Regions from separate parts of the Homo sapiens genome. Here region 2 is linked to region 1. A link is a contact called in ENCODE Hi-C or POLR2A ChIA-PET data. All regions are on one chromosome and are shown on one strand. The core of a region is the stretch at or near the end of the contact, and the rest is flanking DNA. Distances in the headings are between cores, read along the strand shown. Region 1 holds the start of MALINC1 (mitosis associated long intergenic non-coding RNA 1). Region 2 holds the start of GNPDA1 (glucosamine-6-phosphate deaminase 1).

Region 1 (3,876 bases), core at 669-3,168:
ATACCAGTCTTAAACCAGACAACTATCTTCAATACCCAAATCATTAAAACTAACTGGGATGTTGTACTGTAAATGTTCAAAGTGGAGGAATTAGCCATTTCTTCTCATGACTGTCTACCAAAAAAATTGAGAAACTCTCAAATAAATCTTAACATTTAACAACAACAATGACTAATAGTAACAGCATTTCCCAGATCGTTCTTTAAAAGCGTATTCCTTTTCCATAGCTCACTTAATCTTGAAAATCATGCCTCTTCAATGCTATTTTAATGTTTCGGATTAAAGATATGAAGTAAACATTTAATATATGAAGAGAACAATCCACTTGATAAAAATCCTCGCATTTCCAAAATGTTTTCATTTTAAGCATTTGCAGAAGTTAAATAAATGTAGCAGACATTCTAAATTCGATAAAAAATTCAGAGAACCCGACATTTTATGTACCCCAAAGGTCCAAACAGAACCGATGTAAATGTCAATAGCTGTCTCCCTTCCGGCTGATACTTAAATGGTTTTACTAGTACTCAAAGCAATGAAATCAGCAACTCTCTCTCCACACTCTAGTCAACACTCCAATTTCCAAAGCCGCAATTCGCAAACGTCAGTTGGGCGGGGGCGGTGGGGGATCTTGAAGTAATCCAAAAATTTCCTTTCCCCTTTGACAGTCCACCAAAAGATGTCAAACCAAATCCAGCCTATTGTAAAGCTCTGGGACCTCCCTTCCAAGGACACCGAACACAAGCTTAGACACCGCTGCGAAAAGCTGTCCAAAAGCGCCTGGCCGGACAGAAATGTAAGGAGCCCAGGCCAAAACGAATTAGAACCCCCAACAGAGGGTCCCGCAGACACCGCGGAAAAGAAGGTGGCATTTATTCCGGGGTAGACAGCTACGAACCAGTTACCCCAGCCAGTCTCTGGGGGCTCTCCAACCCAAGTTCAGGTTTATGGCAGATATATTGGTTGGGTGCCTTCCCCTACAAACATCACAGCCCGCCTCCGGGGCCCACCGCCGCTCACAGAGAAGACCCCTCAGCTTCACATCCGTTCCTTTTGCCCTCGGACAAAGGCAGAGGAGCTGTGGAGCTGACCCAGCGCTGTGGGGCAGTAAAAATGCCTTGTTCGGGCCACCCATCTTTGGGCCCGGCTTCATCTGCGATGTCAGCACCAAAGGTTTTTTTTTTTTTTTTCCTGGTTTTGTTTTGTTTTTACAACGCATCCTGGGCGGGTGTATGCATTTGGTGGTAGTGGGGTGGGGGGAACCGAACAGAGGAGGGGTTGGCAGTGAAGCCTGGGTTATAGAACTCTCCTTCCTCTCCCTCCTTCCAGGGTTGCCGTGCAGGGAGTGTCAGCCACGTCTAGCGCACAGTCCCAGGCCCCAGGGCGAAGGCGGCCAGGGGAAATGGGGCTCAGGGATTGCTAAGCAAACGCATCACTGGTGGTCTCCAGCGCCTGCGGAGGTAGGATCGCCTCTTTTCTTAAGGGGCGTGTTATTTTGTTCTCTTTTGAAAGTAGGAGGGGGTTCATTCGTTTCTCGCTGCGGGGGGTGGGAGAGAACGTTGCTGCACCGCCTGGGTCTCCAAGAGGGAGGGTGCGGGGATGTCTGCAATGGTACTATAATTATTCCTGGGCTGAGAGAGCAAGTAAAGGGGACGGGGCGAGCGTCACCTGGAGCTGTGGCAGTGGCAGCAGGGAAGGTCGCGAGGGGCTTACCCGGGCGGGCGGGCGCTGTCCTGCCGCAGGTGAGGGAGGGCGCAGGCTGGCGGGAGGGAGGGCGCGCGCGAGACAGGCGCGAGGAAGGGGGGAGGGGAGGAGGGCGCGCGCGCGCACACCTGTCCTGGACAGCGGCGCTAGCCGAGCTGCGCCTCACTTAGGCTCTGCGGGCTGAGGAGGAAGGAGGGCGGGCTGGCGGGCGGGGGCGGGACGCCGAGGGGAGGAGGAGGAGGCGGCTCGGATGGCTGGCTCGGCTCTCGCTCGCTCTCCCTCCCATGGGCAAGTCCGGCTCACACCCTGCTTCTCCCGCTCACTCACAGCCCCCTTGGCTCTCCCTCCTCCTCCTCCTTCCCCTGCGGGATCCGCTCGCCGCCGCCGCCGCCGCCGCAGACGGCAAGTCGTGGCAGCCAGACGTCGGCGCGTAACCCGGCGCTCCGTGCGTGACTCCAGGCGACGTCAGCGCGCGCTCCGCGTTCCCCACCCCTCCTCCCAACTCCGTGGCTCGCGCCCTTCGCTCTCGCGTCCCTCCGTTTTAGCTGCCGCCGCGGCGGCCGCCGAGCGCGCTCTTTCCGCCCCCTTCTCGCGCGTGAGCGCGCCCTATCGGCTCCTGGCGCGTCAACATTCCGCGGGCCAGGCCTTGGGGCGCGTCTGAGGAGGGGGATGTCTGTGGCCTCTCCGCCCACACTTCCTCCACCCACCGCCCACAGCGCCCCAGAAGGACCTATTACTCGTTTGGCTTCTGAAGGCCGAAGCCAGGCTCTGGCGGGGATAGAACCCTGAAGGGCCTGCGCCAGCTCCAACTTAGGGCCCTGTGCGTCGTTGCGACTTCTGCTACCACCCTATCACGCGGCACCCCCGCCCCAACTCCGCCCGGGTCTCTGAAGAGGCAATAGGCCTTTCATCTCCGGGGAAAGTCTCACCTTGGCCCTCAGACACCCGCCAAGAGGGGTCGGAAGGACAGAATTAGCATAGAGAAGAGTGGCTAGAGCACTTTTCAGGCTCTGGCCCCAGGAATCCTTGACAGGAAGCGTGGGGTTGCTGCCCAGCCTCCCACGCAGTGTAATATGTTGAAGCCGGGCCCCTTTGAGGGAATGCGACTTCCTTGGGCCGAGGGGGAAAGGGTAAAAGTTAATTTTCATAAAATGCTATGCAAGGGCTAAATGTGAAATTATAAAATGTCCTTTAAGACAGTCTTCTTGAAATCGTATCAAGTTTGACAAGATTTTTGGTGCACGGTAACGCTTTTGCTCGCTTTCTACGCTGTCACGTCTCCATCCTGCAACACTGAATACGTAGATGGAACGTGGATCAGCTAATAACTGCAGCAAAATAAAAACTGCATTTATCATCTTTATCATTATTTAAATAGACCTCCGAGAAGTCAAACTGTGATTTAGGAAAACTTAATCATTGCCTCAACCTATTTAACTATTTTGTTTTGAAGTTACTTTGCAAATATACCACAAAATCCCTCTTTGTTAGGCAGTGGTAGACTTTTAAACTCACTTGTTAGAGAATCTTTCCCAGAAGCATATCTAGTTGAGCCTGCGAGGCAAGTAGGACTAAGGTATAATTACTCCCATTTTACAGATGAAAATTTAGTTATCAAAATGTAAGTCAGTTGTTCAGCATTGTGAGGAGTCTATCACTGATAAAGGGAAAACTCTAAGGTCTATTATTGCCTGCTTTATTCACTAAACCAGAAATCTCTCAATTGTTTTTTTCCAAGTATCTTTTGCTGCCTCTTACGTATTGTAGGCAGTGCCTGATGGCTGAGAAGAATCGCAGAGGACTAGAAAAGGTTTGAGTCTGAAATTATCTGGCACAGAGGATTAAAGCTCAGAAATAAGTGATTGCGAAACAGTTCAACTTCCCTGTTAATGACAACAACAACAGCAACACGCTTATTAATTCCTAGCTGGAGGTGAGAAAATGAGACTGGCTTAAGGGTGATGGGTCATTTCCTTTGAATTGCTTCTTTATATTCACCTCATCTTTAGGTGGCAGCACTACTATATAAATATCCTTCGAAGTACAGTCTTCTGCATCTTAATATCCTAAAGGATATTCTGTCCTAAATGTTTCCAACTGTATTGTGGAGATTAGAAACTGGTGATTTAATGATCTAAAATCATAGCTGAGAATTAGAAAACTTGGAGGTTCTAG
Region 2 (3,876 bases), core at 593-3,092, 1.9 Mb before region 1:
CACGACTAGCCTGGCCAGCATGGTGAAACCCCATCTCTATTAAAAGTACAAAAATTAGCTGGGCATGGTGGTGGGCATCTGTAATCCCAGCTACCCGGGAGGCTGAGGCAGGAGAACTGCTTGAACCCGGGAGGCGGAGGTTGCAGTGAGCAGAGATCACACCACTGTACTCCAGCCTGGGCAACAGAGCGAGACTCCATCTCAAAAAAAAAAAAAAAAAGATTTCTGACTGAATTTAAAAATAAACAAAAACTACACCAACACCGAGCCATTCACAGCCTCTCAGGATTTGGAAAACAAAACAAAACAAAACAAAATAACACTGAGGCAAAGAGCAAGTCCCCCACACTGTAAAGGTATCAGCTCCACCATCTGGTCTCATCAGGGCCTCACCAGATGAAGCCTACCCCTAGCAAGCTGGTCTGGAGCTGCAGTTGGGCCCAAGGGCTGGGTGAGCGCCTGGGGCTGTCCACAGTGAGCAGATTCAGCAGAATTGCAGAACGTGGCCACCCGGCTGACTGAGGAAGGCCCTGTCCCGTGGGCATAAAGCCAGGATTCCTTTGGCCTTTTGCTGCTGGAGGAAAACTAGGCTGATTCAGAAGGTCTCACCACTGCTCCCTAGCACTGACTAAAGTCCGGGATGTCAGACTATGAGGTCATATATCACAAGTCTCTGTACGCCTTTGATCCCCAGTTTCCACATCAATAAAATGGCGGTAATCATATCTGACGATTGGGCGGGATTCTATGAAATAATGCGCACAAAGCTCTGGCAAAACCCTATGTAATGGAAGATGTTACTGATGACCAGCACTCAAGTCCTTCCTCCAGCCTCCGCATGGAAAGTTCCCAAGTGTCCCTAGAAGTCTGGAACACTCTAATGTTGACTGGAAAGAATAAGATGGATCTCTTTTTCTGATATGGAAGCGTCCCAAATCCAGTCATACCAGCTGGGAGGCAGTGCCCGCTAGCGGTAAAAAGCATGGATTTTGGATTTGGACAGATCCCCCTGAATTGAAGGCACAAGGGAAACCACTTGTGCCTCTGGCCAAGTTAATTTTTCTCTCCAAGCGTCAGTTTCTCCACCTGTTAAAAAGTAACGGCAAACCTACCTCACTGGAGCTTAATAAGGATTAAGTGAAATAATGCAGGTCAAATATCCGAGCCTTGATATATATAAGCCTCATGTGTATGTGTTCCCATTTATGTAAAATAACAGTGTAAGCATATTCAAAGAAAGCAATTCAGAATGTACTCTTAAACTAAGCAATGGTTATCTTGGTGTGGGGAGTTGGGGAAACCAGGGGCCTGCCTTTTTCTCTATTATATAATGCTGCAAAGTTTGATCTTTAAAAAAGGACATTAAAAAGCCCAATTGTACTTTAAACAACACAAGTTTTAATACTTGGGTAAATAAATGGCATCTAAACAAAGAAAGAAACTGAAGGCAGAGCCAGGCCCAACCCTAGGAGACTGAGGAAGCGATTCTGCTTTGCCTGCCCCCAGCTCAACCCCTGCACTAAAACCCCCCGGCCCCAGCCCCAAGGTCCAGGGGGTTGTATTCCTGGGGGCGACCCGGCGCCCCTCAAGTCTCCCTCCTCTTGCACACACACACACACAAACCAGACTCGAATCCCCGCCTCCCAAGGGAAAGTGTTTTTTAAGGTCTGTTCCAGGGCCTGCCGGGGCCAGGGACCGAGGTGGGACTGAGTGGCCGGAACTCCTCCACCTGGGAGAGTCGGTCCGGGTAGCTGCGGCCAAGCTGAGTCAGCCCGGCGGGCGGCGCACGCGGCGCCGCGTGACCCGCAGCCACGTGACCCGCGCGGGGCCGGGCCGCCGGCGCAGTCGCTGCAGCCGCCGCGGGAGGCGTCCGTGTAAGTGGGTAGCAGGGCTGGCGGGGACCTTCCTCGCGGGCCGGAGCGCGGAGCGCTGCCCCAGCCCTACGGCACTCGGGGTCGGGACCCCGGGGAGCCGCCCTCACACATTTTCCAGGAGGGATCGGAGGGGCGATGGGGTGGTAATGGGGGTGGGGGACACGCTGTACCCCACCGACGACCGCGCGGGCCACCTTCGCCTCTTTCCTTCACACTCCCACTAACCGCAGTGCTGGGGGAACAAAATGTCCTCCTTCTGGAGCGATTACCTTTTCCCTTTTGTGCTTTGGGGGAAACTGAAGACCCAGAGGGGTTCGCAAAGCAAGGTGGGCCAGTAGGAAGACCCCTCCGCTAGTCCAGAGAGAGCACACAGCTCCCCAGGCAGAGCTCATTGCCCCACCTGCTCTAGTGGCCCAGCATGATCCCATGACCTCTCTACTTCTGGAGGAAGAGTCTTGGGGTAGACGGCGGGGAGGGGGTAGGGTATCCCGTTCCGGTAGGGGCAGGGATGAGGGAGGCGGGGCTGAGCCGAGCATCTATCTGGATGGTAACAGCCAACGTAGAAAATACTAAGTTGTTTACATGCATTCTCTCATTTCATATTACCCGTCGTGAAGTCTGTGAAGTAGGTACTATTGTCCCAATTTTTACATAGGAGGAAACGGCTCAGAGAGAACTTAGGTCCTTTGACCGAGGTCCTGCAGGTGGTAAGTGAAGGAGCTGAGATTAGAACCCAGATCTGCCCCCAGTGGCGCCTCCTCGTGGTCTGTGGGTGGTGGAGACGACTGGCCTAGCCTCTTAGCTCCTCTGTGAATAGAAAGGCCTTTTTCCTGGCTCAGACAGCTTGGGAAGGGGATTGTTGCTGGGTAAGAGAAGCTTCTCCCACCACCTCCATCTCTTTCTCTGCCCCTTACCATTGATTCCTTTCTGTCATCCCCTCTCCCCCACTGCAGGACAAGATGAAGCTCATCATCCTGGAGCACTATTCTCAGGCGAGCGAGTGGGCGGCTAAATACATCAGGAACCGCATCATCCAGTTTAACCCAGGGCCAGAGAAGTACTTCACCCTGGGGCTCCCCACTGGTGCGTTCTTGGATGGAGAGGGTGCCGTGGATAAGGGTGGAGAGAGTAGGCAACAGGGGCCAGGTACACCGGCTCACTCAGCCAAGGGACTTCACGGGGGCTCTGGGGTACTGGTGCTGAGAGAGCACCTTCCTGCCCCTTCCACATACAAAGGACCCAGCTTCCCTTATGGGTTGGTTTAGTCGCTGCCTGTCCCTGCAGAATCCTGGAGCAGAAGGGATCTTGGTTGGCAGGAAGAATTTGATTTTTAGGCTACATCCTAAGTCAGCCCTGTCCACCAGGGTTTCTTAACAGAATTAAGTCCTGATACCCTAAGGCATTCATTTTATGTAATGAATTAATTTCTCTTCTCTGCATCTAGAGGGGTACCAGCTAAGTACCATCCTTGGGAGAATTGAAAAGATAGTCACTTAGGTAATTTTCTGTAAGGCTTAATTAAACACAGGACCTAAATAAAAAACAGTTCTAATTTCTTTTGGAAAAAATCAAAATGTTGCTTTTTCAGAAAGATATTTTGACCCCAGCTCCTCAAGACAAATGTCCTGATTATTTCTTTCAGAGATGGATGGGTTTGCCCTAGTGGCCCTACCTGACCCATCCATTAGCGTGTCTATGTGTGTGTGTGTGTGTTGGAGGGGTCTTCAAACTTGTTCTTTTTCCTTTTTTTTTTTTTTTTTGGTCTTCCTTGCAGTCCAGACTTTTTCTGTAAATGGCCAGTAGTAAATATGTTAGACTTCACTAGCCATATAGTCTCTGTTGCAACAACTTAACCCTTCTGTTGTTTGAAAGCAGCTATAATTAGCCTGGCATGGTGGCGCTCACCTGTAGTCCCAGCTTCTTGGGAGGCTGAGGTAGGTGGATTGCTTGAGCCAGTAGATTGAGGCTGCAGTGAGCCATGATTGTGTCACTGTACTCCAGT

Evidence for each region. Hi-C counts contacts between places; a loop is a spot of excess contacts on that map. ChIA-PET counts read pairs that join two places held with the same protein, here RNA polymerase II (POLR2A). Pooled maps may share reads with other maps.
Region 2: a pooled map shows a loop between it and region 1 (4-fold over the local background). The contact joins the promoter of GNPDA1 here to the promoter of MALINC1 in region 1. A Hi-C loop is called at or near these places in 4 of 50 pooled maps. POLR2A ChIA-PET finds 5 or more read pairs at or near these places in 2 of 52 experiments (B cell and T-cell).

What each region holds. Positions count from the first base shown.
Region 1 is chr5:140,106,054-140,109,929 of GRCh38, reverse strand. It overlaps MALINC1 (mitosis associated long intergenic non-coding RNA 1), which reads left to right and starts at 1,918. Exons shown (of 4, transcript NR_102741.1): 1 at 1,918-2,521; 2 at 3,440-3,634. LOC124900193 reads left to right here and starts at 661. Exons shown (of 4, transcript XM_047417990.1): 1 at 661-2,146; 2 at 3,469-3,634. The coding sequence starts at 945. The coding sequence ends at 1,871. RefSeq lists enhancers at 1,107-1,608, 2,719-2,818 and silencers at 1,759-2,018, 2,029-2,088, 2,119-2,188.
Region 2 is chr5:142,010,993-142,014,868 of GRCh38, reverse strand. It overlaps GNPDA1 (glucosamine-6-phosphate deaminase 1), which reads left to right and starts at 1,842. Exons shown (of 7, transcript NM_005471.5): 1 at 1,842-1,874; 2 at 2,828-2,957. The coding sequence starts at 2,834. RefSeq lists a cis regulatory region at 303-575 and silencers at 1,717-1,986, 2,658-2,717.